Regions from separate parts of the Homo sapiens genome. Here region 1 is linked to region 2. Evidence: chromatin loops called from intact Hi-C (ENCODE). Cell type or tissue: dorsolateral prefrontal cortex. All regions are shown on one strand. Links, peaks and the distances in the headings refer to the core of each region. The heading gives the core; the rest is flanking DNA. Region 1 has its middle 60 kb from the start of RASGEF1B. Region 2 overlaps RASGEF1B (RasGEF domain family member 1B).

Evidence for each region. Hi-C counts contacts between places; a loop is a spot of excess contacts. Peaks named below come from ENCODE experiments on the same cell type or tissue, not always from the same donor. Only the 100,000 strongest peaks of a DNase experiment are listed, where the experiment ranks them.
Region 1: it touches region 2 in a loop (4-fold over the local background); 42 of 110 quality-filtered maps call a loop at or near these places.

What each region holds. Positions count from the first base shown.
Region 1 is chr4:81,410,031-81,414,430 of GRCh38, forward strand. No RefSeq gene overlaps it. Among named protein-coding and RNA genes, the nearest start is that of RASGEF1B, 60 kb to the right of the region's middle. In dorsolateral prefrontal cortex, for the core only: no CTCF peak of the experiment used is centred there; no DNase peak of the experiment used is centred there.
Region 2 is chr4:81,458,164-81,462,563 of GRCh38, forward strand. It overlaps RASGEF1B (RasGEF domain family member 1B), which reads right to left. Exons shown (of 14, transcript NM_152545.3): 2 at 1,169-1,351. The coding sequence starts at 1,345. Among named protein-coding and RNA genes, the nearest start is that of RASGEF1B, 12 kb to the right of the region's middle. In dorsolateral prefrontal cortex, for the core only: no CTCF peak of the experiment used is centred there; a DNase peak (open chromatin) is centred at 2,180; H3K27ac peaks cover 4,000 bases.

The DNA of each region.
Region 1 (4,400 bases), core at 141-4,140, 48 kb before region 2:
CTTCCTTGTTCTTTCCTTCCTTCCTTTTCTTTTCTTCTTTCTTTTCTCTTTTCTTTTCTTTTTCTTTCAAGACAGGGTTTCGCTTTCCACCCAGGCTGGAGACCAGTGGTGTAATCATAGCTCACTACCTCCTGGGCTCAGGAGATACCCCCACCTCAGCTTCCCGAGTAGCAGGGACCACAGTTGCATGCCACTACACCTGCCTAATTTTTGTATTTTTTTTTAAGAAACAGAGTCTTGCCATGTTGCCCAGGCTAATCTTCAGCTCCTGGCTCAAGCAATCATCCCACCTTAGCCTCTCAAAGTGCTGAGATTAGAGGCATGCACCACCGCACCCAGCCAAGACCCTCTTTTTCATGTCCCCAGTAAAGGACACTGATGGTGCTTTTACCAGATCTCTTTAAGCATATCATGTACGCATCCTCCAACTTCTTTATGCCTTGCTGCTAATGCCTCACATCCTAAAATCTACGACCTTTGGAGCATTGCTCTGGAGATGTCCTGCTCCACATATGCCTGGGCGTTTTGTATTCCAGCCCCCGTCCATCAGGGTAGCCCATAACCATGAACAGACTGGTATGGGAGTACAAAAGCTTGGCTCCTTTGCTTCAAAGTGAACAAACTCTGAGGTGTAAATTATGCTACAGGTTTCCCCATGGGATCAGGCTGAGTCTGGGACTTCATCTGAAATTGTACTCTGATATAGTTTGGGTCTGTGTCCCCACCGAAATCTCATGTCAAATTGTAATCCCCAATGTTGGAGGTGGGGCCTGGTGGGAAGTGACTGGCTCATGGGAGTGGATTTCCCTTGGGTGGTGTTCTTGTGACAGTTAGTGAGTTATCACAAGATCTGGTTATTTAAAAGTGTGTAGCAACTCCCCTCTCTCTCTTCCTCCTGCTCTAGCCATGTAAGATATGCCTGCTCCCCCTCTGCATTCTGCCATGATTGAAAGTTTCCTGAGGCCTCCCTAAGCCATGCTTCCTGTGTAGCCTGCGGTACTGTGAGCCAATTAAGTCTTTTTTCTTTATAAATTACCCAATTCCAGGTATTTCTTTATAGCAGTGTGAGAACAGACTAACACACCCTTACTTGGCTTCTTCACATCCTTATATGATATCCTTAACTATTTTACTAGTTTCTCCAGGGAGCATTTCTCTACCACTTATCCCCCTCAAAAATTCTTACCTATGCTTCTAAGTTATGCTTAATTATCACTTTTGTGAAATATCCCTGACCACCTAGGGAGAGAGAATTAATCACTCCTTCCTCTGTGCAACTACAGACTCTTACAGGAACGTCAATGATTGCATTTAAGCAGGTCAACATTTATAATTGAGCTGTCTCTCTTACTGGTCAGAGAGCACTTTGAAGGTAGGGGCACGGTTATGCAACTATCCACGGGAATATCTTCCGTAATCATTCGGGATGCAGGACATAATTGTTGATTAGAAAATATTTACATTGACTTGAAATCTGCTTCCTTGTAATTTTCACATGTTAGCCTCAATTCTTCCATTTTACACAGTAGAGTAAGCCTAAATAAGACAGTGATTAATTTTCCAACATCCATCCTTCAGACTTAACAACTCTGGATCCAGGAAGAGGCTCTCATATGGCTTTAATTCCTCCAATTCACCACCCTTATTACTGTCTTCTTTGTGCCTTGAGTTTGTCAATGTTCTCTTTAAAGCTTGCTATTCATAACTGAAAACAATAGGATGACAAAACAATAGGATTAAATAAAAGAGCTATGGTTTAGCAGCCTAGTTCACCTCTATTCTTCCTCAATCTGGATAAGGAGTTTTTGAGACTACGATGGTTCCTAAAAACACCTGTGTGGTGTCATACTCTCGGTCCACATGAAGAAACGGGTCAGTTCAAATCACTAGGTTTCTTTACATGAACTTTTGTAAGAAATGTTTTTTCCCGGCCAGGCACAGCGGTTCATGCCTGTAAGCCCAGCATTTTGGGAGGCTGAGACTGGCCAATCACCTGACATCAGGAGTTTGAGACCAGCCTGAACAACATAGTGCAACCCCATCTCTACAAAAAAATACAAAAATTAGCCAGGTGTGGTGGTGCACACCTGTAGTCCCAGCTACTCCAGAGGTTGAGGTGGGAGGATCACTTGAACCTGGGAGGCAGAGGCTAAAGTGAGCTAAGACCGTGCCACTGCACTCCAGCCTCGGTGACAGAGTGAGACTCTGTCTCAAACAAAAAAAAAAAAAGAAAGAAATGTTTTCACCCCCACTGAATTTACAATATTGAGTTTTGAACCTAAATGCAAAGTTTAACTTCAGTCTGCCAAGCTTTATCTGGTTTGATTTAATTCATTATTGCATCAAAATTTTTTTTGAATATTAATGCCACATCAGTTTTTTGGCCTCTCCAGTCTTCATCCTGGTGAATAATAGGAGTGAGAGCAAGACCAGGGCAGAGCCAGAACACTGCCACACCATTACAGACCTGTATTGAAGTGGGCACTGACTTATTAATCCACACTCTGTGGGAGCCATTGCTCAGCAAGCTCTGAATTCTCCTAACTGTGCTCTCATACAGTCTGAATTTGTTTGCCAATAGGATGATATAAATAATTATTTTTAAAATTGCCAAAATCAAGTTTTATTATGTCTTTGGACTCTTCCTAATCTAGAGGCAGACTTACATAGCAATTAAGGGGATAGCTTAAGAGTCTGGCAGATGGATTAATCTGAGTTCTGCCGCTTACCAGCTTTGTGAACTTAAGCTCATTTTAATATCCCTAAGCCACAGTTACTGTACTCTTTAAATAAGAATAATAGTTTCCATTTCACAGGATAGTTATAAGTAAATGAGGTTATTTATTATATATCAAGAGTTCAACAGAGAACCTAACATGTAATAGTAACATTTTCCCTTATTATTCCAAACTAATGGGAATGTTGGAAAGAGAGTAGCTGATTTAGAGGAAACCAGAGGCCTCGTGAAGAAGGAAACATATGAGCAGAGAGATGAAGAAGAGGGAATGAGCCACAAAGCTGCCTTGGACAGATGTTACAGGCCAAGGGAATGGCAAGGGCAAGGTCGAGCATATGCACGATCTAGCAAGGGGAGTGTGGCTACACCTGAATGATCACAAAGCAGGATCACAGGGGATGAGGCTGGAGAGGCAGCAGGGTTGGATCTTACAGAGTCTTGGGTTTCACTTGGAGGGAGATGAGAAACCATTATAGAAATATGAGTAATGGGATGAGTGACACAAGTGGACTTGTGTTCTGAACAGCTGTCCTAGCTGACATGTGACAACTAGACCATAAGGAAGGCGAGGCTTTAGAAGACTGTTGCAATAATCCAGCAGATGACAGTGTCTTGACATGGAAGTAGTGAGAAGTAGTCAGTTTCTAGATACATTTGAAGGTCTCCAGGATTATTGATGTGCAGTGAAAGAAAGAGAAATCAAGGATGAGACCATGTAATTTGTCCTAAGCAACCCAGAAGATTGAATTCGTGTTTACTGAGGTAGAAAGCCAGGAAGAGGCACAGACTTGGGAGGTGTATCAATCAGGATAAGTTAGGTTATGCTGTGGTAACAAACAACTTCTAAGTCTCAATGGCTTAACCCAAAAAAATCTCCTTCTCGCTCAGGACATTTCCATTGCCAGTTGGCAGGGGCCTCCATTCAGAGGATTCACTTAGGAACCTAAGGGGTCGGAGGCTTCACTTTGACACTGGTTGCCTTCACCACCACAGCAGCGAGGAGCATAGAGAATTGCACTCTGGTTCCCAAAGTGCCTGATGGGAAGTGAAGTTGCTTCCACTCATATTTCATCAAACAAAGCAATCACAAAGCAATGCCTAACTTCAAAGGGGATGGAAGGAAGCACAATCTACTGCATACCTGGACTTAAGAAAGTTGGAAATATTTGATGAATAGCAGCAGTGACTGCCACTGATGAGAAAACCAAGAGTTTTCTTTCTGTGTTTTGGACATGGCCATTCCCGTGGGGGTGTAGTGTACTAGTCTGAAGTTCAGGGAAGGACAAGGAGTGCATCCAGGCTTGTGGAACCTGGAGTGGATATAATCTGGGGGGAAGCTCCTTTAAGATAAGGAATGCCAGACCCTATACAAAATTAAATACAGAGACTTAGGAGAGCATATGCAAATGAAAAATAGAATAAAATACTTAGAAACATACCTAGCCAAGGAGGTAAAAGACCTATACAAAGAAAACTACAAAACACTGCTGAAGGAAATCATAGATGACACAAATGAATGGAAAACATCCCATGCTCATGGATGGCTAGAATCAATATTGTGAAAATGACCATACTGCCAAAAGCAATTTACAAATCAATGCAATTCCCATCAAAATACCATCATCATTCTCCACAGAACTAGAAAAAAATTCCTAAAATTCAT
Region 2 (4,400 bases), core at 115-4,114:
TTTATTTGTTTAAAGGCAAAGCAATTTAATAAAGCACAATATAACACTATATACTTTTCTTTAACCACATTGTCTCCTAAGAAGCCAATAATGAAGTAGTGCTTATTTGTTATAATAATTTCAGACTCCCAATGAAAAGAGAAATTCCATGGGATTTTTCTTTTTTCCTTAGGCGCCTTTACTAGCTCATAAACACAGGGCTGAACAAGGGATTCCTTTTACTTTTGACTACAAGTTTTCCCTGTGTGGCAACATATCTGAAAATGCCATGTAACAATACACAGAGAGATAACTCAGTAAGAAACACTATGGTGAATTACTGCGGCAAGCACCAACTATCCTTTGCACACCAAGGTTATCATTAAATTTATAAAGACAAATGAATGTAGTCTCTAGATATTTTCATGAGATCTTTATCAATAACCAGCTGCTCGGCAAATCTCCTACTACTAAGCTCAATTCCATAGAGGTAGCTGCAGCACAGGGAAGGGGGAAAAAGTCACTTGTCCCAGAAAGAAAACCTGTGTTTGACTGCTGATGCTGGGAGTGGGACCATCAGCAAATACTCAACACTCTGAATCGTTTTCTCCTCTCTTCCCTCTTGGAATTACTGTAAAGACTGAGAAAATATACAACAAATTCCCTAGATTAGAAAGTGCTAGCTATATAAATGTAGGTTACCAAGGTAAAACAAAGCAACCATGTCATCTGATGTCAAATCTATAAAGAATTACATCTTGAGCATAAATCTTGTTTTCTCTTCCATATACTTTCCTTGGTTACATTCACTTTTCTTAGCATAGTGATGGTCTTGGAAACAAAAAAGGCATTACATATTCTGGGAGCATCCAATGTTCTCTGACATTTCTATTTAAGGACTAAGCTATATGCATGAATCAACTCTACAGATACTTCATTTAGATGGTATCAGACCATCTACAATGTTGTAACTAACCTGAAAAGAAATTGATACACATAGTATACCAAAATCTGATCCTTATCCAGGCTCGATTTGATTTCAATGCACTTGATAATCAATATGCAATTTCTTGTTAGAAAAATTCTTAGCAACCTAGATATAATTCTGTATTATCTATGGTCCCTGCCTACTGTACTGCAATTTCTACTCATTGCCAAGGATGTGTTTCAGAGAAACATGAATACCTACATCTGGATAGTAATCCACATTAGGTACTAAGTGCTGGATGAGTGCTTCCAGGGATCCAGAGAGGAGGTTGTTGTCATGGTAATACAACCCTCCACAGCTGTCCTCTGCAGACTGATAGAGGTTTCGATTGTAACCACTGCTGTCAAACATTGCTGAAAAGGGAGGAGTCTGAGGCATACTTTCCTAAAAGGAATAAAAAAGAAGAAAAAATAATGTCAGCAATATGCAGTATGAAAATAAAGGTAAGCTTTAATAGGCACTAAGATTTAATAGTAACGAGAGAATAGGCAATTAAAATAGTAGTTCAGGTTCTGACACAGAATCAGAGCCCATCAGGAACCAAATTGCTCTCTGAGTACGACACGTATGCATGCTTTTGAGTACCACTCTCATTCAATCAAATATCATACAATGCTTAGACTGAGGGGCCCAACCTGGACTTAAACTCAAGTCTCTGGCTGTCATATTTAGATGTCACTCCTTCACATCAGATTGTGAAAGGGGCAAGGGAACTGAACTTCTATTGCTTTATCGCATGGAGTCAACAATTTTCCTAAGGTGGAAATGTGTACACCTTAAAATTTGGTTGGGAAAAGTTACCTAACACTGAAGAGCTATCTGAAGTACTGGAAGACAACCAAAATTGAAGCTGAAAACACTAAATTGCAAAGTAGGCCTAGAGTTGAAGTATACTCTGTGCATGTTTATATATGTATATGTGTACACACAAGATTTCATGTAGACTCTTCAGTTTTCACTGAAAGATCAGATGCTGTTGATTTTCTCCCCTTTGTGTTAAATTCTCCTGGGGCTGTGGGGTGGTATCTGTAAAGCCTCAGTTCTCAATAAACATGCAGGCTGAGAAGACACCTGATTTGGGAGCAAGGAGCACTGTGACAGTCCTGAGATAAGTTGCTCCTCTCCATCTGTGTACTTTGCAGTTCACAAAGGCCTTGTCAGAGGGTGCTCTGCAGAGGCCAGAGGCTATTAAGTTATTACTTGAATTCCTAGGGACGGCACCCGGCCCTGAGAACAGACTCCCAGTCTCTGGCACCACGTCTGCACAATGGAGGCATTGAAGAGCTGCAGAGACTGGGGGCTTCAGAAGGCAAACAATGAAGGGGAGCCATACTCCAAGCTACGGACTGACAGGGACAGGGTGTGTGGAGGCAGCAGAAGGACATAACCTGGACTAATCTTTCTTTTTAAGATGCCAAAAGATATTTGCATCTCAATGTGGGAGGGGTGTGGAGCCCTGTCTAAGTCACATCCATCACTCCTTGAGCATCTGTTCCAGCTACAGCTGATGGGTACACAGAGCATCACATCCTGTGCATGTGCCTCAGCAGGGGGCGGCCAGGGGTGGGGCATTAAGAGAAAACATCCATCATAAAAGCCAACCTGGCAGGTGAAAACAGAATTAGATAAAAGAAGCATCAAGAAAAATAAATGGGAGATAAAAACCAACTTCATTTCTGAGTACTTTGTCCCCTCCACAAACCAGTGTTGAGGGACAATTTAACGGGATCCATGAAAAAGCCACAAATGGGAAGAAGGTGATGACTGAGAACCACTCTATTCACAGAGATTTGTCACTACTAGGGTCACTGGCCCCATGTCTCTCCTTTAGGTAGCACATAGTCATAGCAGCCAAAGGGTCAGGCACTATGGGATATAACATTAACACAGATGGTCTGCACACACCCTTAGTTGGCAAGACCTCACATGTAGGAACTGCAGTTAAATAAATAAATTATTCAATGTTAACATTTTATAAGGCAATAGACAAGGTATGTTTCTTTCCTCCTCAAATTGCCAGGTTTCTATGAGTACTACTCCTGTGCAATATAATCGTTGCAAACTGGCCATCCTTGGCGGCAAGAATAAGAGCCAGTCTGTCCTTGCCCTGAGAAACTCATAGTGCCCTCAAACGAGGAGGCAGGGACGTGAGATGAGAGGCACCTAAAAGTTCCTTCAGATAACTGAGAGAGAACCCTTTGTCTGGATTTGGTTGCCTCTGGCTTTAAAAAGTTTTAGATGTTTATAACCACAGTGTCCTTCACATGCAGCATGAGGAGTGTCATGCCCTTGGAATTGGGATTTTTTTCTTTCAGGAACCACACATTTTCCTTCATTGGAGCACTTACTCATTGCTAGCGCAACCATTCTAACAAAGTGCTTTTGGGAGATGGTTGGCCAGGATTTGGGAATTCCAAAAAATCAGAAAATGATAAATATTCAAAGGAACCACAGAAATCACCTGGCCCAGTATCTGGAAAACATTTCATTTCACTTTCCTTTCACTTTCCAACTGCAATCAATTAAAGTGGTGGTCTAAAGGCCTGAGGATGAGCAAGGAAAATATGGAAGCTGTAGCTCAGTGGGAGAATGTAGGTTGTAAGTGATTAGCAATGACTGTCAGACAGTCATGGAAGGAGCCACAGCCCATGTGCCATCACAATCTAGTCCAATCTCCTCTTCTGAGACCCAAGGGGGTAAGGTGACCAGGCTAAGATGACCCAGCAATGAGGCACATCGCTGCACTCTTGCTGGATGGAACTCCCCTGCACCAAGTACTCTCCGGCCAGAGGCTAATTAGCAGTAAGCACCAACCCACAAAACGGTCATGGGTCACTCAGATTTTGTTTTCAAGGAATCAGCACCAAAAGCTACCAAGTATTTGCACTTCTTAATTATTTATTCCTGCAGAGTAGACAAGAGCTCAGATCTGGACAAAGATTCAGATTTAATGAAGTCCTAATTCTGGCACTTAATGGCTGTGAAATCTTCAAACCCTCAGCACCACCAGATATGTTTTCCATCTGTTATTTCCAATTTTGCTTATCCCTTCCAAAATAGTAACAAAACTACTTATCTTCTTTAGTGCAAGGTTCTTCTTAGAGCATTATGATTAGAGCAATGGCAAAAGGCTTGTGTATTGTTTTTTGGAACTATACCACTTGCAGTATTTCTCTGAAGAGGTGCAAAATATCAATACTTAGAAAACTCCCTCCAACAAGGCACTAAAAGAATATAATGCAAATAGTGACAGAAACCAAATTGAGGTAAATGAATAAGGTTTATGGCTTATTGTACTTAAAAATCAACTGTAAGAACAGAGTTATGTCACAGGCTATTTTCTGCCTTCTAACAAGCCCAAAGTTATGCTGCTAATTAGCTGATTTCATTTTCCCATGAAACCACCTTGATTGTTGAACTTGCACATAGCAAT